Regions from separate parts of the Homo sapiens genome. Here regions 2, 3 and 4 are each linked to region 1. The links are chromatin loops, found by intact Hi-C in ENCODE. Cell type or tissue: B cell. All regions are shown on one strand. Links, peaks and the distances in the headings refer to the core of each region. The heading gives the core; the rest is flanking DNA. Region 1 has its middle 14 kb from the start of RGS9. Region 2 overlaps RGS9 (regulator of G protein signaling 9). Region 3 holds the start of LRRC37A3 (leucine rich repeat containing 37 member A3). Region 4 has its middle 4.5 kb from the start of MIR6080.

The links. Hi-C counts contacts between places; a loop is a spot of excess contacts. Peaks named below come from ENCODE experiments on the same cell type or tissue, not always from the same donor. Only the 100,000 strongest peaks of a DNase experiment are listed, where the experiment ranks them.
Region 2: it touches region 1 in a loop (5-fold over the local background); 29 of 110 quality-filtered maps call a loop at or near these places.
Region 3: it touches region 1 in a loop (11-fold over the local background); 5 of 110 quality-filtered maps call a loop at or near these places.
Region 4: a loop joins it to region 1, with 5 times the contacts of the local background. A loop is called at or near these places in 2 of 110 quality-filtered maps.

What each region holds. Positions count from the first base shown.
Region 1 is chr17:65,119,151-65,127,383 of GRCh38, reverse strand. No RefSeq gene overlaps it. Among named protein-coding and RNA genes, the nearest start is that of RGS9, 14 kb to the left of the region's middle. RefSeq lists enhancers at 3,843-3,892, 3,698-4,228, 4,229-4,760. In B cell, for the core only: no CTCF peak of the experiment used is centred there; a DNase peak (open chromatin) is centred at 3,963; H3K4me3 peaks cover 1,334 bases; H3K27ac peaks cover 1,029 bases.
Region 2 is chr17:65,194,503-65,202,735 of GRCh38, reverse strand. RGS9 (regulator of G protein signaling 9) reads right to left here. Exons shown (of 19, transcript NM_003835.4): 13 at 5,495-5,610; 14 at 656-743. Among named protein-coding and RNA genes, the nearest start is that of RGS9, 61 kb to the right of the region's middle. In B cell, for the core only: CTCF peaks have their summits at 3,578 and 3,777 (motif pointing right); a DNase peak (open chromatin) is centred at 3,825.
Region 3 is chr17:64,917,207-64,923,942 of GRCh38, reverse strand. It overlaps LRRC37A3 (leucine rich repeat containing 37 member A3), which reads left to right and starts at 4,465. Exons shown (of 15, transcript NM_199340.5): 1 at 4,465-4,512; 2 at 5,073-5,193. RefSeq lists enhancers at 3,063-3,562, 3,563-4,064, 4,140-4,640 and silencers at 4,256-4,475, 4,576-4,665, 4,736-5,115. In B cell, for the core only: CTCF peaks have their summits at 4,209 and 4,408 (motif pointing left); DNase peaks (open chromatin) are centred at 4,412 and 4,922; H3K4me3 peaks cover 1,751 bases; H3K27ac peaks cover 1,619 bases.
Region 4 is chr17:64,772,147-64,780,379 of GRCh38, reverse strand. It overlaps the pseudogene ARHGAP27P1-BPTFP1-KPNA2P3 and the pseudogene ARHGAP27P1. Among named protein-coding and RNA genes, the nearest start is that of MIR6080, 4.5 kb to the left of the region's middle. RefSeq lists silencers at 15-64, 1,318-1,377, 1,538-1,757 and enhancers at 1,244-1,912, 1,913-2,582. In B cell, for the core only: CTCF peaks have their summits at 3,133 and 3,339 (motif pointing left); DNase peaks (open chromatin) are centred at 1,579, 2,569, 2,809, 3,339 and 3 weaker places; H3K4me3 peaks cover 2,304 bases; H3K27ac peaks cover 284 bases; H3K27me3 peaks cover 979 bases.

The DNA of each region.
Region 1 (8,233 bases), core at 1,352-6,351:
TGCCACATTTGCTACTTTCATTTCTTTTTATTTTTCTCTGGGCCCAGGGGTCTCACTGCCACCCAGTCTGGAGTGCAATGGCGTGATCTCGGCTCACGCAGCCTCAACCTCCCGGGCTCCAGTGATCCTCTGACCTCAGCCTCCTGAGTAGCTGGGACTACAGGCACGTGCCACCATGCCCGGCTAAATTTTTTGGTGTAGTTTTGGTGAAGACGGAGTTTTGCCATGTTACCCAGGTTTGAACTCCTGAGCTCAAGCGATCCACTCACCTCGGCTTCCCAAAGTGCCGAGATTACAGGCGCGAGCCACTGCACCTGGCCTACTACCTTCTTAAGAGCCTTTCAAGAAGAGCCCCTCACCTTCTTTCTAACAGACTTGTCCAAAATTTCCCAGTCATGGATCAATCAATCCCATACCCAGGTAGACACAGCCAGAATTTATTTATTTATTTATTTATTTGTTTATGTATTTATTTATTTTGAGATGGAGTCTCGCTCTGTTGCCCAGGCTGTAGTGCAGTGGTGCAATCTTGGCTCACTGCAGCCTCCACCTCCCAGGTTCAAGCAATTCTCCTGCCTCAGCCGCCTGAGTAGCTGGGACTACAGGCTCATGCCACCATGCCTGGCTGATTTTTGTTTTTTTGTTTTGCTTTGTTTTTCTGTTCATTTGTTTGTTTAGTAGAGTTGGGCTTTCACCATGTTGGCCAGGCTGACCTCAAACTCCTGACCCCAAGTGATCTGCCCGCCTTGGCCTCCCAAAGTGCTGGGATTACAGGCATGAGCCACCGTGCCTGGCCAACACAGCCAGAATTTATTTCACTGAATTTATGTCACTGTTATCTAGCAGTTCAGGGAGGCCGAGCACTGCAGTCATGGAAACAGCACAGGATTCAGAACAAAATAAACCATGGCTGAGTCTTGGTTTGGCTGCTTACTAACATGCGTACCCCTGGGCAAAGCCTCCACTTTCTAATAATTCATTTGCTTGCTATGAGAAAATCAAATTATTCTTAAAAAATTATAATTAATATTGTAAGTGAAAATGTTTAGGCCAGGCATGGTGGCTCACGCCTGTAATCCCAGCACTTTGGGAGGCCAAGGCAGGCGGATCACCTGAGGCCAGGAGTTCGAGAACAGCCTGGCCAACATGATGAAACCCCATCCATACTAAAAATACAAAAATTAGCTGGGTGTGGTGGCGCACACCTGTAATCCCAGCTACTTGGGAGGCTGAGGCAGGAGAATCACTTGAACCCGGGAGTTAGAGGTTGCATGAGCCGAGATCATGACAATGCACTCCAGCCTGGGCAACAACAGAGTGAGACTCCGTCTCAAAAAAAAAAAAAAGTGAAAATGTTTGCTAAATTGCAGAATCTGGTGGTAGGAGAAGTCGGTTAAGTCAGGAAGTCCTCTATCTGTTAGGTTCTGGATGCTTCACCGAAGATTGCTAAGGGTTACCAATACCTGAATTAAGACACTATTACATTAATACTAATTAGGACTTCATGGAAAAACTTTCTAACAACTAATTTTGTACTTTAAGCAGATGATCTCACAGACCAGGGAACTGGGTGTCTTTGGAGTGTTCCCAGCTTCAGTGGCCACAGTCCAAAGTTGTAGATGAGATCTACTCTATACTCAATGGCAAACTGTGCTGCTGTCCATCTCTTTCAAACCTGAGAATTTCTGAGTCTCAGATGGATTCCAGGAGGGTCTTGTACAGCAGAGAAATTGATGCTGGTATCACTCGTTCAGTATCACCATCAAAAGATGAGCAATCACTCATTAGAAAGGGTTTTCGAGGGTTTCCAGGCTGGCCTGACCCATCTCCTCCAGGCACCTAATGAAGCCTGTCCTTTCCCTAGTGTCTTACTATATCTTTGTTGAGATGGGGGTCTCGCTAGGTTGCACAGGCTGGTGTCGAACTCCTGGACTCAAAGGATCCTCCTGCCTTGGCCTCCCAAAGTGCTGGGATTACAGTTATGAGCCACCATGCCTGGCCTTGTTTACTGTATCTTAAAGCCTCCTCTACACTTTGCATTTTATGTCTGAATTTTTGCACATGAATATTGGCCATGCGGGGTGGTCTTTCCTGAAGGCAGATTGGATCTATCTGAAAAGAATGCTAATTTCTCCTGTTAGTCTCCAAGGGAAGAGATGATTCCTAAGGCAGAAAAAGGAAGCAGTAATTCAGAAAGTGAATCTTAGGCACAAGTCTGTCCTTAGAACTCATCTGTCCACCACATGGGAGCCAGTCCAGGGCTAGGGAGATAGGGAGTCTGCAATCCCCAGGGATCAAGTTTTTTTTTGTTTTTTAAAGAAAATTGTTCATATTCATGTGGTTCTCTCTATTCCCCTTTTGTTTATCATCTAGGATTTATCACCTTTTCACTAGTTGTTCCAACTTCTTTCTCATCTCTGGGCTCAAGGCTATTCCGTTTCTTCAAGAAGCCTTTATTGAGCACCATTTCTGGGGTGGGAACTGTGTTAAGCAACCAGAGTACAAAGATGAATAAGACACAGTCCCACCTTCAGGGTATTCCCCGGAGGAAAGAAAAATATAAAATAAATGTCTAGGATAATGCAGTAGATGATATTGCAACATGTGGAAAGTAAAAAGAAAAGGAAAGAAAGGAAAGGTGGTAATAAAGCATGCTAGACATAGGAAATATTGATCAGAGTCACAGAGGTAGGAACTGATCATGGTAGGACATAACAAGCCCTGTTACACCTGCTTCATTCATTTAATCTTTACCCCTGTGAGGCAGGGGACTATTAATGTGCCCATTCAACAAATGAGTATACTGAGAGTCAGAGAAGCTGAATAACAAGCTGACATTCATGCATCTGTTAAGCAGCAGAGCCAGGACTCGGGGCCTTCAGCCTGGCTCATGACTTCATGTCTTACTGCCTTGCCATGCTGGGATATTCTCATTGGCCAGGCCTGGGTCATGGGCCCACCCCAGAAGTGGATTGAGGGCTAGTAGGTTTCCCACAGAAAAATCCTACTGTTAAAATCATTAAAAGAAAAACTGAATGTTGGGCGAACAATAACAGTAGTTGTCCATTGCAGAATCACTTCAAAAATACAGCTTTTCCTTTCTCTTGCATTATTTGCTTGAGATAAATTTTCACAGATGGGATCCCATGAGTCACGGTGGCTTTTGATATAAAATGCCAAGTAGTTTTTCAACAGGATGCATATATTTACATTCTGTCTGCTCAGAATGAACAAATTTCACCACACCCTTATTTGTGTTGGATGCCATATGTTTTGTAAACCTAGACAATTCTAATTTTAGTAGATTCTGCAGTTATTTATATTTGCATTGTTTTCCCTATCCCTTTTTAGAGTGGAAAATACAAATAAGAAAGTATATGTAAGTTGGTTAGCATGAACCTTCGAATCAACAGATGGGCCAGCTGGAGCCCTGGGAGCAAGTGGAAGAACAGGTGTGTCTCTCCTGCTCGCGGCCTTAGGGACCAGAGGACAGGGTCTGTGCTGAGAGACGACGCCAGCTCATCCAGTTCCAGCCTGGGGTTCAAACTCAAAAGGAACTTCAAATGTCAAACATTTCTGGGTTATTATTATTGTTATTACTCGTCATTTCAGCTGTGTTATTGCATGAATGTTAGACTTCATCTAAATTTTAAAAATGCATGTGCGCTACACTACTGGCAAAAAGCTAGAGAAACTTGTTGAGTTTGGGGGTGTCCTATTGTGTTCCTGTGTCTTCATTTTGTTAAATCGTGATGAAAGCAATTTCCGAGGCTCTGCTGGTGGTACTGCCAGGTGCGCACGAGTGAGAAGGGGTAGGAAAGGGATCGCGAAGAGACAAGCCGATGCTCCTTCCCCTCCTCGCTGGGAGTTCACTTTCCTTTGCGCCAGAGACCACAGGCTCCGCCGCTCGACGCCCAGACCATAGAGATGCGGAAACCTCCGGATTCCTAGAGAGGAAATGCGGGCTCAGGGTGTCGGCTTCCGGCGGTTGCCCACTTTCGGCTTCTTTCAGACAGCGTCCTGAGTGCACTGAGTTTGCGGGGTTTTTTCTGCTGGAGGGTTTCTCGCATCCTCTTAGGTCCCTGCTCTGGGCTCACGGGAGGCCTTGCCGGGTGGACGCGAACCCCTAATGCCGACTCTGGGGCCGCGGGCGGCCTCCTCCACGGAACTCGCGCGCCGCGGGATTGGGGGCCGGGGTGGAAGGCTTTTCGGAGGGGCCCCCTTGAAGCCCATAGCGCCGGGATCCCTTTCGCCTAAGTGCTACCTCGAGATCGGCCCCTCCAATACCTAAGCTCTGGACTTTCCTTTTTATAACCCCTACAGGCTCGAAAAAAATAATGGTGACACTGCAACTTAAAAGTATTTAATTTAGGCCGGGCGCACTGGCTCACGCCTGTAATCCCAGCACTCTGGGAAGCCAAGTTGGGAGGATCGCTGGAGCTCAGGAGTTAGAAACCGGCCTGGGCAACATAGCGAGACCCAGTCTCTACTAAAAAAAAAAAAAAAAAAAAAATACAAAAATTAGCCGGGCGTGGTGGTGTGCGCCTGTGGTCCCAGCTGCTCTGGAGGCTGAGGTGGGAGGATTGCTTGAGCCTGGGAGGTCGAGGCTGCAGTGAGCCTTGGTGGCACCCCTGCACTCCAGCCTGGGCGACAGAACAAGACCTGTAAATATATATACTTCAGGGCCCATTTTTCCCGTATGTAGGAGAACGACTGACTTGTCAATTTTAACAAGTCAAGTAACCAAAACAAACAAACAAAAAATGCACTTTAGTATTGTGACCACATAATGGGGAAGAAGATTAGTTCAGAAGATGAGGAACTATGAGCCTGGAAGAGTAGAGTACAAGAACTATGCAGACAGTGCCACTTGGAAGGAGGATTGGAGGTACAGGGGTAGAAAGGGTCCTAACGTCCTCCCTATGGGAGAGGAGGGTGAAGACAAAATCAAGATCTCTTAACCAAAGGCTGTGCATCATGGTGCACGCCTGTAGTCCCAACTACTCGGGAGGCTGAGGTAGGAGGATGGCTTGAGCCTGGGAGGCGGAGGTTGCAGTGAGCTGAGATCGTGCCACTGCACTGCAGCCTGGGTGACAGAATGAGGCCCTGTCTCAGAAAAAAAAAAATCTTACCAAGGAGAAATGAGACTCATGATTGTAGACTACTAGTTTGAGAATACTGGCCTGGATTCTCTACCAGGGCAGCCACTTACCACAGGTGTTAGTTCCTCAATAATTTTGAGATGTTATTTTACTGTTCATGATGTATGCTGGAGGAAGGCCAAGGCCGGGTTTTGTTCATTTCCATTTCCAGGTGTTATATGGCTTGTGGCAGTTCAGTGATTATGAATCATTTTCTTGAACATTTATAAAACGGAAACTATCCATAAAACGGAAACTATTCATGTGTGAAACTGATATACCTTCTCTGACACTTCTATGAGATTGTGTTGGGAAATATTCCCTATAAAGAAGCATTTGCCATTATGTGTTCCTGAGGCGAAAATAAGAAAAAGAGAGAGAGAGAGAGACAGAAAGAAAAGAAAAGGAAAGAGAGGGAGGGAGGGAGGGAAAAGAAAAGAAAAGAGAAAAAGAAGGAAAGAAAGAAAAAAGAAAGAGAGAAAGAGCGGGGGGAGGGAGGGAGGGAGGAATCTGCCAGTCTCTTAACACAGTTAATAGAATATTAGATCGTTCAGAGAAGGCCTGCCGTGATGAACTTGCTTAACTTTGTTTAGTCTGGTGTTTCTCTAGCATTTTAACCACAGAAACTTTAAAGTAACACTCTATTAATATCCCTCCCATGTGGTTTTTCCCAGAACACATTTTGCAAAATGCTGACATAAAGCATTCACCTGGGCACAGGACTGCTCAGAAGGCACTCGCAGCTCTCAAAAGGCATTTCAGATCTACTTTTTTGAAATCATCTGACTGGATTTCGGTTAGGATAGTTTCTGTTTTGTGAACGTTCAAGAAAATGATTCCTAGTTAGTGAAGTGCCACAAGCCATATAACACCTGGAAAAGGAAATGAACAAAACCTGGCCTTGGACTTCCTCCTGCACACATCATGAACAGTAAATAACATCTCAATATTATTGAGCAAACATTATCAATATACAGTTATTTATAAAACAGTAGAAATAATTATTTGGAAAAAATGTGAATTGTGTCGAAATTCTAAAATTCAGTAGATTCAGGGATTCTTAATGACAAACCTAGAAATTTGTTCACAGTCTCCTAGATGGACCTATTTTAATAAGATGTGATCAACATTTGCTAACTGTATAAATAGAATGTAATTAAAAACCATTTAAATGTGTTGTATATTTGCATTGATATTCATTGGAACCTTGCTCTGACATAGAATAAAATTTAGAACAATTGTTTTGAACATCACTCAACATAGCTTAGTTACTGAAACTATCTTGTTTGGCACAAACCTTCTTCAAGTAGAGCTACAAATTGACTTACTAGTATATTACTAAACTGTTGGAGTTTCAAACAAGACCTGACTGGGGATGACTGGGTAACAATGCCTTGGACTGTCTTCTTCCAGTATCCTGTCCTTCACTCTGTAGGGCCAAAACGCTGGTTCCATTAGTTCACACAGAGGTAAGCAGGATCCAGAGGTCACATGCTAACCAAACTAAAAGAAGTTGATGTATAAACCTGGAGTGTGAGTTAATTCCTTTCTAGTGAAAAACATAATTATCAGTCAGACTGGATCATTGTATTTGCCAACAGTGTGTTTCTTTCCTGTAGGAAGATCTACATGGGAGACTAGATTCTTATATTGTACTGAGACATATAGTGAGCTTGCAATCAGAACAAGGAGATGGTCAGGAGTTCAAGACTAGCCTGGCCAACATGGTGAAACCCTGTTTCTACTAAAAATACAAAAATTAGCCGGGCATGGTGGCACGTACCTGTAATTCCAGCTACTCAGGAGGCTGAGGCAAGAGAATTGTTTGAATCTTGGAGGCAGAGGTTGCAGTGAGCCGAGATCACACCACTGTACTCCAGCCTGGGCGACAGAGCGAGACTCTGTCTCAAAACAAACAAACAAAAAATAAAGTGTCCTGAAATTGTGCTGCCTTTTACTCCCAAATAGCAAAAACCATACATTTTGTTTAGAGTGGCCTCCATCCCACTGACCACCCTGCCTCCGCTTCACATTCGACTATCAGTGTTTAAAGTGTTAACATCCCTCCCTTTCTTCAGGCCTTAGACTAACCCCCATCACCACCACCCTTTTTATTGGACCTCAGGCTTATTGGATTGGGTTAGTCATAATTCTCAGTCCCTGGTACAAAAACATCTTTGTTCTATGCGTGGCCCTTTCTATTTATTTTATTCTATTTAGATTTATTTAATAGTATTAGGAATATTTCATGAACCAACATGACCAATAACTTAGAGTTACAACATGCTCCTCTCTGACCAATCCTCCTGCTTCCCTGTCTATAGGAGTGACCACTATGATAAACTTTGTAAAGTTTATGCTCTTGCCTTTGGAGTTTTTTGTTTTATCACAGCCATTTATATCTAAACAATACATTGGTTTCACTTTTTTAAAACTTTATCAAAAGGATGTCTTACACTATTTTGTCTTCTGGACTAGCTTTTTTTACTCAACACTATGCAGCTAATATTAATATATGTAGTAGTGTTTAGCTCTAGCTCATTCATTTTCATTGCTTGTATGTCATTCTGATTATACCCCTCATCCTTTCTCAATTTTACATTAGTTTGTTCCAGACCCTTTCCTCATCCAATAAAGAAGAAAATTTTCTTAGGCACTTTTGTGCTCATTTTCACTCTTTATTCATCTATCATTTATCAAGTGAACCACAGTGGGTGAAGGGTTAACAAAACCCTTTCCACTACTCAACAAGAATGTGACCTTCAGCTAACTCTCATGTTAGTTATTGCTGAGTAACAAATTTCCACAAAACTTGTGGCTTAACACAACAGGCATTTATTATCTCACAGTTTCTATGGGTCAGGAATTTTGCAGCATCATAGCTAGGTAGTGCTGGCGCAGGTTCTCTCATGAGATTGTAGTGAAGATGTCGGTCAGGGCTATATTCATCTGAAGGCTTGGGTGAAGTTGGCGGATCTGCTTCCAAGATGGTGCCCTCACATGGCTGTTGGCAGGAGGCTTCAGTTCCTCATCACATGGGCCTCTCCATAGGATTGCTTGAGTGTCCTCACAACATGGCAGCTGACTTCCCC
Region 2 (8,233 bases), core at 1,742-6,741, 75 kb before region 1:
ACTGACCCTTTTAACCTGGAACTCTTGGCTTTTGTGTAATTTGGAGGAGAGACAGTCATGGAGAGGGACAGACTTATTGCTGCTCAGAACAAGTGGGGGCTGGAGCCGTGATGTCAGGAATGAGATGTGCCCACCCATGTTTGTACCCCAAGCTGCGCTCACTGTCCCAGACATGTGGGAGGAGCTCCCTTCCCCTGTGTTCCTCACATCTCTAAGGAAGCGTGAGGAATAGGTTTCCCATCTTGCTGCTTCTTCTCTCTCTCTCTCACTCTCTCTCTCTCTCTCTCTCTCACACACACACACACACACACACACACACACACACACCCCTCAGGACACCTAAGAAGGCTTTAGTCAAAGACAGAGCACTCTGCACTGTAATTCGGGACAGCTTGCTTTTTTAACCCCTAGACACATTCCCATAGGAACAGGTGACTCACACTGCATGTCTCACCAGGCTTTCTTCAGGGAACCCCCAAACCTCCCAAAGCAGCGGGGAACTATTTCTAGCATGGCAAGTACAGTGAACTGATGCTGACCAGGGCCCAGCCAGCTACCAGGCTGTTGTCCTCTCATCCTATCTTCACCTCAAGCACAATGGGGTGGTCCTCAGAGGCCCAAGGGAAGGCTTTCCAGCACCCTGGCTGATGCTCACTTGTAAATCTCCTCTGCTTTCTCCTTGACTTTGGACTGATCTCCATACTTCAGATCCTCGCAGGCTTCCCAGAATCCCAGATTCTCTCCTGCATGGTGAGAAGTCCACGTGGATGAGGGCCGGGCAGGAAATAAGTTGGAAGAAGAAAAGAGGAAATAAAAGAAATGAGTCAACCGGGATGGATTCCATTTCCCAGCTCAGTGAACACCTTTCCTGCCGCAGAACAAGCTATTGCACATTGTGATGCTAGACAACAATACTCCTTGGGGAAAGGAGCCACATCTTCACTTCTACGGCCTGGAAGAACATTGGGAACTTAGTAATTGCTCAATACGTGGCCTTAGAAATAAACTAGATTGGCACCTACCATGTTTGCAGCAATGCATTCACACCGTGGCAGCTTCCTTTCCTCCAACAATACACAGGCCAGAGTTCATATCACCCCCCAGAGGTTGTCGTACTCTTTTTTATTCTAGAATTTGGCTGTAGGAAATATTGCTTGAACGAGCTCGCACATGAATAGGCTTCTATACATGCGTTGCTACGCTACGGTTTTCTACATCAAGACCTCCTTCCTTTGCTCCCGTTGAATGACTGAGCGTGAGTTCTTCCTCCTTTGTTTGGCTGTGCTTAGAGAACCCATCATTTGCAGTCCCTCACCAGACATATTCCAGGCCAACGGTTCTTACAGAGAGGCTGTTCAAGAAGCAGTGCTGATGGACTGACCCTCAGGGAAGGTCTGGCCAGGAGCAGGACTGAACTGAGCATCACCTGAGCCAGAGGGGATTGGCCCAGAAGGAAAAGCCAGGTTCCCCCAAATCCTTCATCTCCCTCCAACTCGAGGTTCTCTAACCTGCAGCGTCCAGAGGTACCACGCATATGTTCATACAGTGGTCCCAGGTGGTGATTTTTGCCTGGGAAAATAAAGACGATCACAAGAGAGAGCAAGTGTGTGTGTGTCTGTGTGTGTGTGTGTGTGTAAATCGTGGAGTGTGTCACAGTGTGGGGAAATGAACAACAAAATCCTCTCCTCTCTTTTCTCAGTACAGTTGACCTTGAACAATTAAGGGGTTAGGGCGCAGACCATTATGCAGTAGAAAATCCAAAAACTTAACTACAAATAGCCTACTGTTTACCAGAGGCCTTACTAATAACATAAACAGTCAATGGACACATAAGTGGATATGTATCTACATATATATTTTATGGATTCATGATACCTTTTCATAACTTTTTTCTATTTCTAGGCTATGCAGTTCATCTGCAAGTTTTTTCAGATTGTTGCAAATCCCCCCAAGTTTTTAAATATATTTACTGAAAAAAAAATCCACCTATAAGTGGTCTCGTGCAGTTCAAACCAGTGTTGGTCAAGGGTCAACTGCATTTTTTTAAAAGCTCCTGGGTGCTTCATATTAGAAAAGGCTGCACAATTTTAAACTAGTTGGCATTTGTCCCATAGCTCTATAGAGGTCCTTCCTTTTCAGCATGAACTTTAGGGCGTTCTTTGGACTGAGATCACAGACCAGTGATGCTCTCAACTAAAATGTAACTGATCTGACAAAAGTGCCATGTAAACCATCTTGCCCATAGCAAAAGACAGTTGATTGCTTAGTAAAATTAAATAAGCAATTATTCGTGATAGCCAGTAAGTGGAAAGCACTCAGATGTCCATCGATAAAAGAATGGATGAACAAAATATGGTGAAGACTACAAGGGAATATCATTTGGCCTTAAAAAGGAAGAAGATTTCGGCTGGGCATGGGTGGCTCACGCCTGTAATCCCAGCACTTTGGGAGGCTGAGGGGGGCGGATCACAAGGTCAGGAGTTCGAGACCAGCCTGACAAACATGGTGAAACCCTGTCTCTACTAAAAATACAAAAATTAGCCGGCCGTGGTGGCGGGCGCCTCTAATCCCAGCTACTCAGGAGGCTGAGGCAGGAGAATTGCTTGAACCAGGGAGGCAGTGGTTGCAGTGAGCCGAGATGGTACCATTGCACTCCAGCCTGGGCGACAGAGCAAGACTCCGTCTCAAAAGCAAATGGTTAAAATGGTAAAATTTATGTTACATACGTTTTCCCACCAAAAATATTAAATGAGCACACAAAAATATGTACACCAAAGTTCATAGCAGCATTATTCATAACAGCTAAAAAGTCAAAGCAACCCAAATGTTCATTAACTTACAAATGGATAAGCAAAATGTGGTACATACAAACAAGGAAATATTATGGGGTCATTAAAAAGGAATGAAGGAAATATTATGCAGTCATTAAAAAGGAACCACGTGGCCAGGCGCAGTGGCTCACGCCTGTAATCCCAGCACTTTGGGAGGCCGAGGCGGGTGGATCACCTGAGGTCAGGAGTTTGAGACCAGCCTGGCCAACATGATGAAACCCCGTCTCTACTAAAAATACAAAAATTAGCTGGGCATGGTGGCGGGCGCCTGTAATCCCAGCTACTTGGGAGGCTGAGGCAGGAGAATCACTTGAACCCGGGAGGCAGAAGTTGCAGTGAGATGAGATCACGCCACTGCGCTCCAGCCTGGGCGACAGAGTGAGAATTTGTCAAAAAAAAAAAAAAAAAAAAAAAAAGGAACAGAAGCGCTGTTATATGCTGAAACACAGACAAGCCTTGAAAACATTATGCTAAGTGAAAAAAGACAAAAGGTCACATATTGCATGATTTCGTTTACATGAAATGTCTTGAAGAGGTGAATCCGTAGGGGTAGAAAGTAGATTTGTGGTTGCCTAGGGCTGGGGTGCAGGAGAAGCAGGAATAGAAGATGATTCTAATGGGTAAAGAGTTTCTTTTTAATGTGGCAAAAATGTTCTAGAATTAGTGATGATGGTTGCACAATTTAGTGAATACACTAAAACCCCTGAATTGTACACTTTTAAAAAGTTAATTTCATCATATGCAAATAATATTTCAATTTAAAAATCTTTTTAAAAAGTAAATGAGCAAATTGATGATTTATCTGCCCTGTTCATACCTAAAGCCTCAGGAATCTCATGAGGAGATTGCTAATAATACGGTTTAAATAATGCAGGGAAATCTTTTCGCTGGATTCTCACTAAGGAATTAGTGGGGGGGAGATAATAAATTCAGGGTGTATGTTGTCACTTTGCCACTAGATGGCACTATAACCACTTATTCGCCAGTCCATCCATCTTTTCTGGGTTTTGTTCTAGAGCAGCAATTAGACTTGATTAGGGAGATGATTATCAACAATCCATATTATCATGTAATGTTTTGCATCCGGCAGTCAGCCAGGCTAAAGGCATGTCCAGTAGGATTCGTTTCTGGAGCAGTGCCACAGACAAGTGGATCTTGGGTAGTAAGCAGCTGAGTGTCAAGGCTCAGGAGTGATGCCCCCAGGGCTGGGTACTGAGCAAGGAAGTAAAAGAATCCCGTAAAGGTAAATATTTCAATGAAGGTGGTGAATGCACAGCCTGGTTCTGATCTGGCCTCGTGTTTTTTTGTGGATGCTTCTCCGGGAAGTGCAGTATATTTAAAAAGCCACAGTCCTGGTGCAGTGGCTCACGCCTGTAATCCCAACACTTTGGGAGGCCGAGGCAGGTGGATCACTAGAGGTTAAGAGTTCGAGACCAGCCTGGCCAACATGGCGAAACCCTGTCTCTACTAAAAATACAAAAATTAGCCAGGTGTGGTGGCACGTGCCTATAGTCCCAGCTACTTGGGAGGCTGAGGCAGGAGAATCACTTGAACCTCGGAGGCAATGGTTGCAGTGAGCTGAGATCATGCCACTGCACTTCAGCCTGGGCAACAGAGCGAGACTCCATATCAAAAAAAAAAAAAAGTCACAGTTCCCCTCATGAGGTGACATTCAGAGATGGGACAAAATGTGGCCCTGCCCATTTCACTAAAATCCACACCCTCCTAAGGCCCTGAAGAAATCAGGCCAGGAGCTAAGGTGATGGCTGTCAATCACCACACATTGGAATCATCTGGGGAGTTTCCAAAACTTCAAGGATTCCAACCCCCACCAATTTAAAAGCAACTTTAGGGATGAGATCCAGGAAAACATGTTTTAAAATATCCCCAGGCAGACTGAATGTGTAGAACCACTGAGCTAAAGAGAATCAGGAAGCCAGGCGCAGTGGCTCACGCCTGTAATCCTAGCACTTTGGGAGGCTGGGGAGGGCAGATCACCTGAGGTCAGGAGTTTCAGACCAGCGTGGCCAATATGGTGAAACCCCATCTCTACTCAAAATACAAAACAATAGCCAGGTGTGGTGACAGGCACCTGTAACGCCAGCTACTTGGGAGGCTGAGGCAGGGGAATCGCTTGAACTAGGGAGGCGGAGGTTGCAGTGAGCTGAGATCATCCCACTGCACTCCAGGCTGGGCGACACAGCAAGACTCTGTCTCCAGAAAAAAAAAAAAGAAAGAAACAAAGAAAAAAGAAAATCAGGCTGGGAGACAAAAAGAGAAAGAAAGGGAAAGCCTGCCTGTCTCCCTTCCCTTCCTCCAGGTTCATTATATTTAGAGGCTGACTAGAAGGAGCGGGGGCTCCTCGGGTGACAGTGGGGGCATCCAGGATGGATGGAGCCCTCAGAAATGTGAGGGATCCTGATGTAGATTCTGTGAGCAGGTGCAATTTTCCCCCAGACGGTGGGGCCTCTTTGAGTCTATGGAAAGAACGAGTCTTGGGCTCAGGTCCCATTCTTAAAGCTGTGAAAGGAAGCAACTGTTTAAGGGCATAAGCAAAGCTCTGAAAACATCTGCTGAGAAATTCCCCAAACCCTAGGCTAGACATTAAAGGACTCTTTCTAAAAGTAAGTTATTTTAATTTTTTTTTGTAAACAAAGACCCACCACTGAATTCTTTCTTGAGGAAGTACTGGAAGCTCTGTCGACCTTTGGGGTCTCGGATCAATTCGCTGAAGTTGAAGGCCCATCGTTCCACTCGCATCTTGGTTGGGATTTCCACCCTGCAAGGATGATTTGTAAATGCACCAGAGAGGTAGCGGTTGTGACAGGTGGTGGCCTGGGTTGGGGTGAGGGCCTTTAGTCTCATGGCCCAGGGCTCAATTCAATCCTCCTCCTCCCAATCCCTGCATAACACACAAGCCAAGTAATCACTTGCTAGGAAGATGCAGCCACAGACAAGTCCCCCGGGGCTCACATCAAAGACATGACCATCCCAGAGGTGAGGAGGATGCCCACCGTGGGGAGCCCACACTCAGGTCCTGCTCACTTAACCTTAAGGACAAACGAATTCAAATGCCTCCTCCAAGGCATGGTAACAGCCTGGAGCCTGGCCAGCAGAGGGTCAGGCTGCCACCTGGACTAGGAGAGAATTCTGGAGCAGCATTGGTGATGGGTGCTACAATCACTGCCACCTGCTGGGTGCCTATCACCCACGACAGCTGCCCCCCTACCATGGCACACCCTGGCTTCTGGTGGGAGCCGGTGGCTCCTCCTGTACCTGCCTCAGGCCATGTGCCTCGGAGTAGACCCATTTGCCATCTCTGCACTCCCTTTCAGGGCTTCCTCTAAGATGCAGGTCCCACTGCACCTCCTTGTTTGGAAAGATTTCCCTGATCCCAGGTAGGATATTCGAGCCCAGCTAGCAGAGATCTAACATTCCAGAGAATCAGAAAAAGACTCAGTGTTCTCTCCTATCCCTTATGGAATTCTCCTAAACCTAACACAGACCTTTGAAACTAAGGTTTCAAGTCCCTCACACCATTTTTCCCACTGATGTAGCAGCTAGGACCAGAACCAGGCACAATTCATGTCTATGGGATCCAAGATAAAGCATGCCAAGCAAGTTTTACACTTTCCATAAGAACAAGTGTACAAACAATAAGAAAACTGATAACATTAACAACTGCCATTCACAAAGCATTGTCCTATGTGAGGTACTGTGCGTTACACACATACCATCGAATCCTTAAAAGAACACTATGAATTGAGTATTACTATCCCATCTCATTGTCAAGAAAACTGAGGCTCAAAGAGATTAAATACTTGCCAAGTCTCACATAATTAGTAAGAAGCTGAGTTGTGATGACGACAGTGGTTTGCAAACTTCCACATGCATCAGAATCACCTGGAAGATGCATTGAAACAGATTGCTGGGTCCCAACCTCAGAGTTTCTGATTCAGTAGGAGTGGGTGGGGCCCAAGAATACGCATGTCTGACAGGTTCCCTGGTGCTGCGGATGCCGCTGGTCCAGGGCCCACACTGGGAATCAACGCTGTAAACCAGCCTAAGAATCCTGGCTGTTTGTGAAAATCAGCAGAGCTTTCAAAAAACGCTGATAGTGGTGAGACAGCAACCCAGGCCAACCAAATAAGAGGTTTGGGAGGATAAGGCCTGAACGTTGATGTTTTTGTTAAGCTTCCCCAGTAATTGTAATACTGTTCTAAAATCTAAACCATTAAGAACAAGACTTCCCGCTTTCATGTGAGCTAAGCTATGAGGATGCAAAGGCTTATGAATGACACGATGCACTTCGGGGACTCAGGGGAAAGGGGTGAAAAGGGAGTGAGGGATATAAGACTAAAAACGGGGTTCAGTGTACGCGGCACAGTTGATAGGTGCACCAATAAAAATATATATATACATATACTTACAAATACATATATGTGTATATATATATTTGGTTCAATAAACATATAGGATCCACAAAAAAGAACAGGGCTTCCCACTTTAATGGGGAGTTCCAGTTGTCACCCACCCAGTGCCCTCTGATCAACGGTTCTTACACAGAACACACATTTTTCTTCTTGCCAGCAATCTCTACCTGTCTTCAATACCATGCTCCCCATTTTATTTAAAATTCAGCGGCCATCCATCTCTCCTCCCCAAGCCCTCCTAGGACAACCCTCTTCCTGGCCAGATTCCCTGCCTTCTCCTCCAGGGAGAGCCAGCGTCCGCACATGCTTGTCCACAGGCAGACACAGGTCGCCTCTCTCATTCAGTACGCTGGGAGGCAGACATGGGCTGCAGAGAAGCACCCCAACAGCCAGAGCCCAAAGAGGATAAGGGAAGCCTCCCCAGAAGGTAGTTCTAGAGTCTTTGGCTCTGCAGTTGACCTTAGTAGACAGGGGACCCCTGACTCCAGAGGAGTGGCCTCCTTAACCTGTTGGCTGCCCAGAGCGGGCCACGTGGAATAGGTACCAGTGTTGCTTAAGATGAGAATCAGGGCCCTCCCAGGCCAGGCCTGCTTACCCAGCTGGGTCAGTGTCACCTGTGTGTTCCTCATGGCCTCGGCAGTGTTGACCCAAGCTGTGACCTATACCTGGCACTCCTTCCTTTCCCATCACCCCACCTCCCTCACACACTCAGGCCTGTCCCTTCTCCCCTGTCCTCCTCTCTCTCTCCCTCTAATTTGACCATTACACCCTTCTCTTCTTCCTCCCTCTGTGTGCCGGAACTCTCCTGTGTTTCTGCCTCTGCCCCCTCTTCCAAATAACACAAGCGTGCAGGTCCAGTGAGCAATGACTATTCAAAACTGACAAAAAAAAGCCAAAGGGTAAGGGAAAGGGCAGGTTTAGGGCCCTGCCCGCCCAGAACTTAAGTTTACGCTAATTAGATATCAAACA
Region 3 (6,736 bases), core at 1,681-6,680, 200 kb after region 1:
TAGCCAGGCTGGTCTCGATCTCCTGACCTCAAGTGATCCTTTCACCTCAGCCTCCCAAAGTGCTGGGATTATAGGCATGAGCCATTTCGCCCAGCCTCTGAAGCTATAGTTTTATAGATTCTAAAGCAGAGACTTCATATAGCTGTCTATGAAAAGCCAAAAACAAACAAAAAACCCACAGAAAAACCTGATTCCCCACGCCAAAATTTCAAGGATTTGCCTAAAGGTAAGGTCCATCTGTACCTGAAATAAAGTTTGCTGTGCCTCTTTTTTTGCAGGGTCACCCAGCCCTATGCACCAATTATACTAGTAACAATCATTACATGAGTACCTCAGGAAGCTTTTAAATATATCACAAATATTTTACCAAATAAACCTGAATGGCCCTGGTTTAATGAAACTGTTTCTCTGTCTATAGACTATCTAGTCTTATAAAGTCAAAAGAGAAGCAATGTGACAAATTATTCAACAGCCCTTCTCTATTTATAGAGAGAGACTGAACTTCTTCCTTGGTTAGAAAGAAAACCTTGAGTTTCATTTCCTAGTTCATATATTTTTATAACATCGTGGGACAGATTTTGGGAAAACCAAGATGGTATAGCGGGCGCACACTTTGATCCTCCCTCTCCCTTCAAGAACATACAAGTGAGAGTAAAATATAAAAAAGAGAAATTGAAAAGACATAGTCATGCTTAAATAAGTTACAACAATCTCAACGGAACAGACACAAAACTGTGAGCAGGACTAAAACTGCAGGCCTTCTAGACTCCAGATGCAGAAGGAGGAAGTGGTGGCTGAACACTAACAGTATGAGTTTCTCGGGGATAAGGGAGGCTAACATGCTGTGTGTGAGGCAGTGATAAGCGCTGGCTCCCTGCTGGAAGTTAAGGGTTGACTGGGCTACACTGGGCTTCAGGAGAGAAGAAAACAACACTCCTCTCACTCAAAATAAGCTTGCAAAATTCAAATGTTTGAAAATGAAAATGTGTAATATGAAAAAAAGATAACCAGGGCCCATACGGTGGCTCATGCCTATAATCCCAGCACTTTGGGAAGTCAAGGAAGGAAGATCACTTGCTTGAGCCCAGGAGTTTGAGACCAGCCTGGGCAACATGGCAAAACCTTGTCTCTACAAAAAAACAATGACAACAACAATAACAACAAAAAACACCCCAAAATTAGCCAGAGATGGTGGCAGGGCACGCGCCTGTAGTCCCAGCTACTTGGGAGCCTGAGGCGGAAGGACTTACTGATCTGGGTAGGGGGAGGCTGCGATGGGGTGTGATTGCACCACTGCACTGCAGCCTAGGAAAAAGAATAAGGCCCTGCTTCTCAAAAAGCAAAAAAAAAAAAAAGCCAATAAAATCAATGGTCTAATCTGAATTCACTCCAAATGAAATTATAGAGCAATTTGACAGGCCGGGCATGGTGGCTCACACCTGTAATCCCAGCACTTTGAGCGGCTGAGGAGGGAGGATCACTTGAGGTCAGGAGTTCAAGACCAGCTTGGCTAACATGGTGAAACCCCGTCTCTACTAAAAATACAAAAAAAGCTGGGCATGGTGGCAGGTGCCTGTAATGCCAGATACTCAGGAGGCTGAGGCAGGAGAATTGCTCCAACCCGGGAAGCGGAGATTGCAGTGAGCAGAGGCAGCCCTACGCCCTCCAGCCTGGGCAACAGAGCAAGACTCCATTTAAAAAAAAAAAATTAACCCTATTTAAAAAAAGAGGCAGAAATAAAAATAGGTAGATGTAAAGAAGGAATCACATATCTTATAAACTAAAAAGAAAATAAAATGTATTTTTAAAATATGCCAGTACTTATACATATTTGAAACTTTAGCAGAGACGGAGTTTCCTCATGTTGGTCAGGCTGGTCTTGAACTCAAAAGCAAATTACCTTAGCAATAATGTGTTTTTGTTTTTGAGACAGAGTCTCACTCTGTCGCCCAGGCTGGAATGTGGTGGCGCGATCTCGCCTCACTGCAACCTCTGCCTTTTAGGTTCAAGCGATTCTCTTGCCTGAGTCTCCGGAGTAGCCAGGACTACAGGTGTGCGCCACCACGCCCAGCTAATGTTTGTATTTTTGTAGAGATGGGGTTTCACTATGTCAGCCAGGCTGGTCTTGAACTCCTGGCGCCATGTGATTCACCTCCCTTGGCCTCCCAAAGTGCTGGGATTACAGACGTGAACCATTGCACCCGGCTCCTTCTTTCCCAAAGTATAATTTTTCTTCCTCATTAGATTGTTTTTGTATAAAATGTGTTTATATATGAACACATGCATTAAAACAATATATACAAGATATATTCTAAAGTTGTTTAAAAATGATTGTCTTTGGGGTTTAGATTTAGAGATCACTTTTATTTGTTGGCTTTGAAGTGCAACTGACCTATTTATTTACATATAAAGGATATAAACTACAAATATTTTCCCACTCTGTACAGAATGTGGAATGGAAACAGTGCATGGCACACCTTAAGTGTTAAATAAACATTTCCTGAGTGAATTGAATGGATACATCACACTATATATACACTAGTCTGTAATTTGGATTTTTTGTTCAAGCACTTGTCATTGGCAATTTCCTCCAAATAATTAAAAAATGAAAAACACCAATCCCACATTATTTTCTTAAAATGGAAGTACATTTTTTGGATATTCCAAAATGTATTCCAGTGGTTCTCAGCCGGAAGTGGTTCTGACACCTCCTAGTGGGAATGTATGGGGAGCGGGCAAGGTTACCTTTTTGGTTGTAAAAATGATGAGGCTGGTACTAGCCTTTGGTATCCGGGCCCAGAGATGCTAAACTTCTTCCTACAGTGTGTAAACTGGCTTGTCCAAAAGGCCAAAGCGCTTCTGTTGAGAAACACTGATGACCAATCTCCTCTATGTGGTCCTGTGAGACTGTGAAACACGTATTTGATCTTCCTGGTTCCTGGCATACAATTCCTAAAACCCTCAGAATCTGCAAAATAAGTCTTTTTTTTATGCTAATGATTGACTGATTAGGCTTTCCTAGACAGCCTCAGGATTGGGGCTGGTGGTCAGGGCTTTCAGTGCCACTCTCAACCTCTGAGAAAGAGAGAGAGGCTGAAGGTTAAGCTGACCACCAACGGCCAACGGTGTAATCATTAATGACTCTGTAATGAAGCTTCCATAAAAACCCAAATTGAGGCCGGGCACAGTGGCTCACGCTTGTAATCCCAGCACTTTGGAAGACTGAGGTGGGTGGATTACTTGAGGTCAGGAGTTGGAGGCCAGCCTGACCAACATGGTGAAACACCGTCTGCACTAAAAGTACAAAAAATTATCCAGGCATGGTGGCACACGCCTGTAATCTCAGCAACTCGGGAGGCTGAGTCATGAGAATCGCTTGAACCTAGGAGGCAGGCTCAATGTTTATCTTGTAACTGACTATGTTACTGAATTATAATTTTTTTTTTGAGACCTAGTCTCATTCTGTCACCCAGGCTGGAGTGCAGTGGCGTTATCTTAGTTCATTGCAACCTCTGCCTCCCAGGTTCAAGCGATTCTCGGGCCTCAGCATCCCGAGTAGCTGGGATTACAGGCATGCACCACCACGTCCGGCTAATTTGTTTGCAATTGTAGAAAAGACAGGGTTTCACCATGTTGCCCAGACTGGTTTGAACTCCTGGCCTCAAGTGATCTGCCCGCCTCGGCCTCCAAAGTACTGGGATTAGAGGTGTGAGCCACTCAGTCCAGACAACATTTATTTCTTTATTCATTTCACCAGTTGGCATGGTTTCCAGACTTTTCTTGATTTATTTTATTTTATTTTTTGAGAAGGAGTCTCACTCTTGCAGCCCAGGCTGGAGTACAATGGCGCAATCTTGGCTCACTGCAACCTCCACCTCAGGGGTTCAAGCGATTCTTCTGCCTCAGCCTCCTCAGTAGCTAGGATTACAGGCACCCGCCACCATGCCCAGGTAATTTTTGTATTTTTAGTAGAATTTAGGAGTTTCCTAAATTCTGGGGGCTTGTCTCCCTGTTCCCCCACCCCGACTAATTTCCCTCGGTCGCTGGCGCTGCCCCGTCCCTTAGGTCGCTCGGGCCGCCCCACTCCGAGACTTTTTTTTTCTTTCGCTGGCTCTTTCAGCTTCAGTTTCCCTAGGGGGCGGGAGGGGAATATTTGGGGGCTCTCCTGCCTTCCTCTCCGAGCCGCGGAAGGGGAGACGCAGGGAGGAGGTCCGGCCGGCTTTGGGCTCCAGCCAGGGGTCCGCGGAGACTATGGTCTCCGAAGGCCTTAGCCGCGGGGCATTTCGCGAGCTGCGCGTCTCTCTCAACGGCGCCACCGCGCCCGGAGTCCAGCCGCGCCGCGCTGCGCCCAGCCCCGGCGCCCCAGGCTCTCCGCCCCCGACTCAATGCTCCCGCGCTCCCCCTAGCGGCCGCCGCGCCACCTCGCCCCGTCCCAGGCTCGTAGGCTGCTCAGCTCACGTGACCGCGCTCCGGTAACGGAAGAAACAAGATGGCGGCTGAAGGCGATCCGCAGTGAGGCCCCAGCCATTCGGATTGAGCCTTCTCCCTCCAACCGCTTCCGCAGGCCGGGCCCCTCCTGCCCTGCCCCTCTGGCCTCCCCACCCGGCCCCGGCCGCCCCCACTGCGCCCATTGCGCCCGCCCCTTCCCGGCCGCTTTCCCTTCTCCCTCCGCCTCGGTTCCAACATGAGGGGCCGGCGGGGCAGGCCGACCAAGCAGCCCGCGGCTCCCTCTGCGGAGCGCTGCGCCCCGGCCCCGCCGCCGCCGCCGCCGCCCACGTCCGGACCCATCCGGGGTTCCGCTCGCGGCACCGCGGCAGCAGCCGGGGCAGGTGGGCCGCCGCCCAGGCTGAGGTGGCGCCCAAGACGCGGCTGAGCTCGCCCAGGGGGGGCAGCAGTAGCCGGAGAAAGCCGCCGCCGCCGCCAGCCCCACCCCAGCACCAGCGCCCCGGCCGGGGGGAGGCGGGGGCAGCCACCTGGCCCGGACAGCTGCAGGTCCGGACGGCCGTCAACAAAGTGGTGTAGTCACTACAGGTGCTCGCTGCCACACCCAGCTAATTTTTTGTATTTTTTAGTAGAGATGGAGTTTCACCGTGTTGCCCAGGCTGGTGTCGAACTCCTGAGCTCAGGCGATCCGCCCGCCTCAGCTTCCCAAAGTGTTGGGATTATAGGCGTGAGCCACTGCACCTGGCACAGGTATATGTATGTATTTTTTACAAAATTGGATGAAGTATAATTTATTTGTTAAATATTTTCACTTATGCCATGATATCTTATTTAATCTTTAATTTGTCTATGAAAATACCTGCTCTGCTAGGGGGCTTCTAGTTGAAAACTCATTAATTTAAAAAATTAATTTTGAATTCAGCCACCTATTCTTTTTTCTAATTGTTTCTTGTAGCTTTTGCTTTGATTGGAATAACTTTATTCTAGGAATAAAGTTTTGTCATCTGCAAACATGAATCATGTACACATCTGATTTTCTTATATTTATGTCTCCTTTTTCTCTTCAAATTACATTGCCTTTACCATTGATGGGAACCTGGGTAATAAAGAAAAAAGAAAAAAATTGCATTCCCTACCACCTCCTCCAAAACAATGTCAAATGTTAGTTATAATGATAGGCATCTTAGTATGCTATCCCAATTTAATGGAACTGTTGCAGATATTTAATGGTTAACTGTTGGTTTGAGACCTTTAATGTGTTGAGTATATTCACCTATTTCAATTTTTTTTCTGTTTAAGTTTTTTTTTTTTAAATCAGATATGGCTATTATATTTTGTTAAATGACATCTTAGCATCTTTTAAGATGATCATATAGTTTTCCTCCTGCATGCTACATATTAATTACAGTAGTGTATATTCATAGAATTATATTAGTAGATCTTATATTGATTCACCCTTACATTCTTGCAGTGAACCTCTCTTGATCATATTATTTTTTCATGTACTGTTTGACTTTATTTATTTAGTTTTGAGACAGAGTTTCGCTCTTGTTGCCCAGGGTGGAGTGCAGTGGCGCGATCTCAGCTCACCACAACCTCCGCTTCCCAGGTTCAAGCGATTCTCCTGTCTCAGCCTCCTGAGTGGCTGGGATTACAGGCGCCCGCCACTACGCCTGGCGAATTTTTGGTATTTTCAGTAGAGACAGGGTTTCACCATGTTGGCCAGGCTGGTCTTGAACTCCTGACCTCAGGTAATCCGCCGGCCTCGGCCTCCCATAGTGCCGGGATTACAGGTGTGAGCCATCGCGCCCGGCCTGTTTGACTTTTAAATAGGTATTTTAATTTTTTAGTTTATACGTGTACAGTGCATAATGTATTTAAGATTCATCTGTGTTGTTGTATCAGTAGTTTCTTTATTGCTGAGTAGCAGTCCTTTATATGAGTGTATCACAGTGCATTTATCTGTTCAATAGTTGAATATTTCAATTATTTCTAGTTTGTGGCACCTATGAATAAAGCTGCCGTAAACATTTCCATAATGTTTTTTGTCTGAACACAATTCTTGTTTCTCTTGAGTAAATACCTAGGAGTATGATTTCTGGGTTGTATGTTTATAAGAAACTGCCAAAACTGTTTTCCAAAGTAGCTGTACCATTTTGCATTCTTACCTGCAAATGTATGAAGAGTTCCGGTTGCTCTGTATCCTCCCTAGCACTTGATATTTTCAGGTTTTTTTTTTTTTTTTTTTTTTTTTGAGATGGAGTCTGGCTCTGTTACCCAGGCTGGAGTGCAG
Region 4 (8,233 bases), core at 1,372-6,371, 350 kb after region 1:
CCCGGCCCTTGGGCTCCCTGAGGCCCGCCCAGCAGACGTGAGTGCGCTGCGGGGTCCGGGGGGAAGGGGCGCCGGGGCAGTGTCCACCTTGGGGTTTGTTGGCTCTGGGCAGCTCGATGACCCCGCCTCCGGGGCCCAGTGTGCTTAGTGACTCAAGTGTATACCCTTTCCTAGTCGAGGAACGCTTGACAAAGTGGCGAAGGAGCCCTACGGGAGTCCCGGATTGGACCCTGCTCCTTCGGTCCCTCAGCCTCGGCAAGCCGCGGTCTCCTGGCCCTTGGCCTGGGTCACCTTAGGAGGCAGGAGGAGATGTGGTCAGTGTGGGAGCTTGGAGGGGCCATGCACTTCCGGAGAAGACCACCGACTCATGGCTTTGGTGGAGGGGCGCCGGCAGATTTAGTTAAGCTCTCCCCCATCCCTGACACACCCAGCCGGGGCGGGAGCGGGGCTTGTGACCACTCCGGAGAGCTTTGAGGGCCCCTGCTTTGGGACTCCGCACGGACAGTCACTGTCTCAGAGTGCATTCTCCAGGGGCCACTCTCTTGGGGACACTGTAGGGGTCACAGGGCAGGTGGGCAGCCTCTCTCGGGGGGCGGCGTGAGAGCCGGAGAGCAGGGGGCGGGGGCGGGCCCGGCTCGGGCTCACGTCTGCGTTGAAGCCGCTGGGGAAGGGGAGAGAAACCGAGAGAACCGGTTCCCCCGCCTTGACAGCGGAGGCCCCCACACCAAGGCCCTTGGACTAAGCGGGGCAGGGACAGCCTCCAGGTAGAGCTGTTCGCCGGGGCGCCTGCAGAGCCCGCATCCCAACCCTGACCCCGGGGCCGGGGCGCAGGCTCCTGGAGGGAGGCGTCCAGGCGGGACAGGGCCCGGGGAGCGGCAGGAAATGGGCTGCTCTTCCCACTTGACTGACGGGAAAACTAAGGCACGGTCAACTATCAAGCAAGCGTGGTGTCGACCTTAGAGCAGGTAATCACCCCTCGTTTTAAAGCCAAAGTTTCCCTCGCAGTCGATTTGGACCAAGACTACCCACAATCTCCCCACCGCAGGACTGAAGCGAGGCTGAAATCTTAGAATCAACCCCACGGAATGAAGAGGTTGTCCTAATTCCAGCACTGAGTGTAAGAATGGAAGCCTTGCATGTGATTTTATTCAAGTCCTCATTTTAGAAATGGGAAAACTGAGGCCCGAAGGCGAACGGCAAGTGCAGCATCGGGACTCGAACCCAAGTCTCTCCTCGAGTGCTGGGCTATTCCGGGCTCAGTGGTCTTGACTTCCGCGGCCCTCTTCCTTGTTGCCTGCAGGAAAATGCCGCGGCCGCAATGGCGGCGGATGTGGAGGGGGACGTGTACGTACTGGTGGAGCACCCCTTCGAGTACACCGGCAAGGACGGGCGCCGCGTGGCCATCCCGCCCAATGAGCGCTACCGGCCGCTGCGGCGCAGCACAGAGCACTGAGCATTGGTGGCACGTGCGGCGCAAGCCCGGCGGCCGCCCCTTCTACCTGCCCGCGCAGTACGTGCGCGAGCTGCCTGCGCTGGGCAACCCTGCCGCTGACGCGCCGCCAGGTCCCCCCATCGGGACCCGCAGCCCCTGAGCCGCTCGCCTACGACTACCGGTTCGTGAGCGCGGCTGTGGCAGCGGCCCCCAACGGCCCCCCAGCGGAGCCCCGAGGCGGGGCCAGCTCCCTGTGCGGCCCTGCGCAGCGCGGCGCCGCGAGCCAGCGCAGCAGCCTGGCGCCCGGCCTGCCCGCCTGCCTGTACCTGCGGCCCACGGCGCCCGTGCGGCCCGCGCAGTCCCTGGACGACCTGACGCGCGCCGTCGTCTCGCCTCCCGCCGGCAACCTCGGAAGCAGCGGCAGCTTCAAGGCCTGCAGCGTAGCGGGCTCCTGGGTGTGCCTGCTGCCCCTGTCGCGCAGCGACTCAGAGAACGTCTAAGAGGCCATCCAGGAGGTACGCGGCCCGCCGCGGTAGGAGATCGTGAAGCAGGTACGACCCCGGGCGCGGAGGCGGGGAGGCTCGCTGAGGACAGCGCCCGCAGGGAGCCTGGGCTCGAGGAGACCCACTCCGCTCAGCGTCGGGCATGACGCCCACCTCTGTCGGAAGACTTCGGATGAGCTCCCTCTCCCCAGCCGCGAAACAGTGCAGGCCCCCATCCCTCATCTGCAATTTCCAGGCTCCAAAGCTCCCTGGAAGCCCGAAAGATTTTTCGTAATCAAATTGGTGGCAAAATTGCGCTTGAACTGATATGAGGCTGTTGATGGTCTTTATTTATCGCACTTGTGTGAATATTCATGTTTTGCTGCAGAAATGCAAATAAGCTCGATGGCCGGCTGCTGCCCCAAGCCCTGCTGGGAGGTTATGTAACCTACAGCAGGTGGGTGCCACATATTATCTTTCCAAGTCCCAGCTGTTCTATATTCCGAAGTGCATCTGGGCACGGAACGGGGGATTGCGGGCCTGCCGCCAGCTCAAGGAGCCTGGAGTCAGATGAGAGGGTGGATGTGAAAGTCAGGCGTCTGCTTCCCTTTGAGGGTGCTTCCAGCATTTCAGTTCCTTTTTTTTTTTTTTTTTTTTTTAAAAGAACTCCTGATGGGTTTGTTTCAGAAAGACGTGTTAAGTGAGGTTGTTTTTTCCCCTCTTCAGAATCCAGTTGTGTTAATCTGGGAAATCGAAAATAGAGCACGTTTTACAAACACTCTTGCATCCTCAGAACACTCTGGGGGACTCTGACATTTTGAACTTTAGGAACTTTTCAGGGAGGGGCAGCCCGAGGGGGAGAAAAGGATGCTTAGAACCGTTCTGCCATCTGCCACCGGCCGTGTGATGATCTAGAGGCAGCTCTCTTCCTCTCTCAGGGTCTCGGTTTGTTCTTTAGCACAAAGGGAGGGGATGGACAGATGACCTCTGAACCTTGGGAGCCTCTGATTTATTTCGCTGTGCCTGATGTCATTACCATGAACACTGATGCCCACCATGTGCCAGGACTGAGTCCGGGATGCCCAGACGAAGGAGACACGCCTCCGTAGGCCCGCTGCTGGGTGTTCCCTCCGCCTGTCTCGTTACAATGCAGAGCTCAGGTTTTGAGACTAGGGAAAGGGGAACTGGATTTTGCTGGGGCAGCTGCCAGCTGCTGACAGCCACTTAACTTACAAGCGAGGACCACCCCCTCCCCCCCCAGGCCCAGCGTCCTCTGGTGTAAGCACAATACCTAAGGATTAGGGTTGTGAGCCTTAAATGAATTAAGGCTTCGAAGCGCTTGGCAGCAGCAGGGGGTCCACCCAGACTGGGTCATCCTCGTTTGGCTTCCCTGGGTCTGCGCCGCCTTCACTCTGGCTCCTGCAGCGGCAGCCCGCCGCCTTGTGGCCAGGGTGGAAAACGGCACCCGGCGGGCGGGGCTGGAGACCGCGGCTGGTTCCTGTTTCGCGCCCCTGCCAGCCAGCCAGGCAGCTTCTCTGGGATGGGTGGCTGGATGCCAGCGCTCTTCCCCCGCAGCGCCCCTCCGTTTCCTGCGCAGGCTCCCGGTGGCGCACTTCCCGGCCTCTCCACATTCTCTGTCCTAGTGACGGTGGGACGGTGCCTGCCCGTCTGAGCGGAGCCCCTGGAGGTGGGGGAATGGCCTTGCTCTTTGAACCTCGCATCTGGCCCAGGGTCTGGCTCAGACAGAGTGCACAGAGAGTGTATGTTGAATAGGGCGGAGGTGCGGCAGCCCCTTACCTATGAGCCAGGCCTCTGTAGGTCTGCCCAAGGGCCACCACCCCAGGCCCCAGGACCAAAGAGGAAGGAGACTGCCCAGGTCCTGACATCTCCTGAGAAGACAGATCACCCCGGCTGCCAGGGCGCCTGCCAGGTGGCCCCTCTGCCCATCCTTCCTCCAGCTCCCAGCAGGTTCCCAGTTGCAGTGGCATATGGGGGGAGGGGCACAGGTGATGAGGGCAGGGGACTTACCCAGGGGGGAACTAGGACATTGGCCAGAGACAGGCTGCTCCCTGGCCCCACTTGTGGCCCTAATTCACTATGTGACCTCCACAAGTCACTTTGCGTCTCTGGTTCAGTTTCCTCCCCTGTGCAATGAGTGCAATAATACCACGTTCCCTGCCACGGAGCTTTATTCAAGAGGCAGCTGTGGCTCTCCCTGGTGCTCCACCCCCAACAAAGTCCAGGGTAGGGAGTTGGTCCTGCCCCCACAAGGGAACCCCACCCCTGCCCTTAGTTGTCCCAGGCGGCATTTCCCCACCATAATCCTCCAGGCCCATTCACTCGTTCATTAGGCATGAACTAGCCAAATAGCTGCAGAGCCCTGGTGAGCCTTTGGATCTAGAGAGGACTCAGGCACAGCCACGGTCCTGGGGGACTCACCCTCTTGGATAGGAGGCCAGCAACAGAAGACATGGGGCCGGGGCTCAGAGTGGAGCATGGGGTTGAGAGTGGGTGCCCACCGGGGCAGGGCCTCATGAGCCCTTGCCAGGAATGTGCACGTTATCCTGCAGCTGCTGTGAGGCTTTTAGCAGAGACAGGAATGGGATTGAGAAAAAAATCCCTGTGGCCAGGGCCTCAAGAATGGCCGAAGCTCTTGGTGGTCTCGTGGGCATGTGGTGGTAACAGAGGTTTGGGAGATGGATGGGCAGGGTCTGGGGGCCGAGGGAGGTGGGAGGGAAATCGGGTTGAGTTCAGATTCCCAGCTGGCACTTGTGGGCAGACAGTGGTGCTGCTTACTGAGTTGGGGGGTGGGGGGGACTTGGGGAGGAGCAGGGTGGAGAAAGGTGGGGCCTGCCTGGATTTAGGTGCCAGACAAAGGGAAGAGAAGCATGAGAGTGCTGGCTCAGAGGACAAGAAGTGTCCAGAAGAAAGATGCACAGGAAGGTGACGTGAGAGAAAGGCCATATAACACTTATCCGAAGTGGCCACTAGAAGCTCAGCTGGTCAGGGGGGTGCTGAAGGCAGAGGGCAGTGGTCAGGAGTGAAGTGAGGGTGCGAATTGAGTGTGTAGACAACAGACAGAAGGAGAGAGAGAGACACAGCGTGGCCAGAGGGGGTGTAGGTCATAGATGGAAACATCCCCAGGTTCAGGTGGGTGGGCAGGAGATGGGGAGGCTGAAGATGGGGAGGAGATTGTTGCTGAGAAGGGATCTCGGAAGAAAGTGGGTGCAGAACAGAGGGGGCAGGATGTGGGGATGGCATGGCACGGGGGCACTGGGGAGTGTATAGGGACCCCCGTCTGTCAGGCGGCAGCTCAGGGCTTAGGGCAGGCTACTGGGCAAGGCCAGGGACCCCCAGAACAGAGGAGTTCCTGCCATGGATGGTGTTTCACAGCCTTGTCACTCCCCATGCACTCTAATCGCACATATTGAGTACTTGGTGTGGGCTGGTCACTGTGCTGGACACTGGGGACAAAGTGTGGTAAGACGCAGTCCCAAAGGGGCTAACAGTCCTGTGGGCTCTTGCTCAAAGGCTTGTAACCCAGGGTTAAGCTCCCAGCAGCTTGGAAGGCAGGTGTAGGCACCTCCATTTGCCCTGAGTACAAACAGAGGTTCAGAGAGGTTTAGTGACAGGACGAAGCTCATACAGCCAGGAAGTGGCTGTGTCCAGGACAGTTCCAGGCCCCTGACCCCAAGCCCCACCCTGGCCAGCAGGTTCAGTTTCAGCCAGGTGGCCTTTAGGGTTGGCCACCCTGTTCCTCTCAGCAAGAACAGTACAAGCTGAAGGCAAGCAAGCGCTCCTTCTTCTGAGCATCCTGCGTGCCCAGCCCTGTGGTGGGAGAGTTGATGTCCCAGGAGAGGGACGTCTCCTGTTCTCTTGCTGCCCAGGAGAGGGCAGAAGCAACCCCTTCTGAGAGGGGAGACAGGGAGACAGGGAGAGGTAAGCAGGGATGACTCCTCCTCTCTCCCAAAGAGGCCACTCAGGGAGCCCTGGGAAGCCAGGCCAAAGGCGGTGCAATAAAGGGGCCTCTGAGACTCTTCCCCATGGCTGTGGTCCTGGCTCTGGGATCTCAGGGTGCAGTCACCATCCCCACCCAGAAGTGGGAAGGCCCAGGTGGGTGGAGCTGGCCTGGAGCCCGCCCCTGCTGCTGGGGCATTGGCCGCTGGGAGGGAAGTTCCAGCCGGTCTGCTGCACCTTCTTATACAAGCAACCCTGGAGGCGCCGCACCTGAGCAGGCAGCCCCGACTGGAAGGAGCGGGGGCCCTCATTTCTCCTCCTCCGCTGGGAACTGTGAGTGAGCCCTTGCCCCTGAGGGACTAGAGGGCGGCCACAGCAGTTTCTCCACTCTCTCCCCTCCCTTTCCCAAATCCTAAAACCCACCTGGGGGCCCCTCCTCTCTGGATCCAGGCCCAGCACCCACTTCCTAGGACAAACTCCGAGGGCAGCCCGAGGCCGCTGTGATTGAGAGAAAGAAACTGGCCTCGGGACAGACCCACCTGTCCCCACTCAGGGCCAGCCAGGGAGCCTTTGGCAAGGGGCGTTGGTAATAGCAGGAAGCTAAGTCCAAATTGAGGGGACTCCAGCTAGCCCCTTGCCTGTACTCCCTCCTCCAACAACCCTCACCCCCACCCTCCAGCTGGGGCAGCCGCCTCAGCTGTCTCCCTCCCAGGGACTCACCTGCAGCCCCAGGCTGTCCCAAGAGCCCCTCTGCCTGCCTAGGACCTGACTTAGGAGAGAGCAGCTTCTTGGGTACCCCTCCCACCCTCACCCCACATTGCTGTCCCCCCAGAGATCTCCCTGCACACCCCCCCAACTCCCCTGCAGGCCACATGGTCTCTGGGGGTCTCCCTGGAGCCTGCGCCTGGTTCTCACCTCTTTAGTCCCTGGCTCCCTTCGGCCCCCAGAGGCCTGAGATGGGCCCCACCTGCCCCCTCACTTCCTTCCCAGGCCTCAGTAGTTGACCTCACTCTAGACCTATTTTTTAATGTTTATTTTATTTTAATAGTTGTGGGGAGCACGTGGTGTTTGTTCTTTAGTGGCGATTTCTGAGATTTTGGTGCAGCCATCACCCGAGTGGTGTGCACTGTACCCAATGTGTAGTCTCTTGTCCCTCACCCCCCTCCCACCCTTCCCCCACTCCCAAGTCCCCAAAGTCCATTATATCATTCTTAGGCCTTTGCCTCCTCATAGCTTAGCTCCCATGGACCTATTTTCTCTGCCCTTCTTAGAGATGACTATGTCCAGTACAGGGAAGGGTGGGCATCAGTACTTCTGAATGCCAGCCTGGATGGGTGGTCAGTGCCAGGCCCTGGGGAATGGGAAAGTCCATGATCGTGACCAGGGGGTAGCTGCTGACCAGAAATGCGGTCGGGGCTCCATGCCTGAATGTTAGGGAGATTCAGAGCTGGATCTGTGCCGGGGAGTGAGAGGTCAGCGGCTGTTTGTTCATATTGAGGGGGAAATAGGGCTGCCAGGACTAGGGCTCTGGGGCACAGGGGCATAGGGGCACAGGTGCTCTTGCTAAATTTTGGGAAGCTCTGTTTCCAGATTGCAGAAGGATTCTGGTGTTGAGGGAACTTGCAGAGCTGTTGCCAGGTGAGCCCCGCAGGACCCTTCTGTCCAACTGAGGCCCCTGTGGGTGCCCACCCTGCCTCCTTGCCTTCTCCTGGCTGGGGGTCCCCTGTGAGGCATGAAGGGAGTGGGGCAGGGGCCCCCGTCCAGGCCTTTGTGTCTGTCTAGGGGCTGGGCCAGAGAGAGGAAGCAGAGGTAGCAGAAGGGCCTGCCTGCAGAATCCTCCCAACCTCCCCCTTCCTTTCTCCTCGTTGGCCCAGTTAAATGTGTAAATTACTATTCCCTCCCTATAAAAATAGCTTAACTCCATTACAAATATTTGAATAATAGGAGGAAATCTCAATCAAATGACTGTTAGCATGTTGGTTTCTTCCCATTTATTCTGCCTTCTTATGTGTATGTCTTGGGCAGTTCCCATAGAGACATCACAGCGTAATGACGATTGTGCCTTCTGCTTTTTCACTTACCATATTCACCTAGTCAGTGAATGTCAGCTGCTGTACTGGGCACTAGGGAGCAATGAAAAATAAAGGATGGTTCCTGCCCTCAGGTAGCTTACTGTCCAGGAGAAATTGAACAGCAGATCCAATTATGATATGGTATGGCATGGTAGTTATGGTATGGCAGATATGATATGATATGACATGATGCATCTGCAAAGAGCTGTGGGGGGCATGTTGGAGGAGCCATCCTCCCAGAATCTTGTTCGCAAGAGGGAAATCCAAGAGTGCTTCCTGGAGGAGGAAGG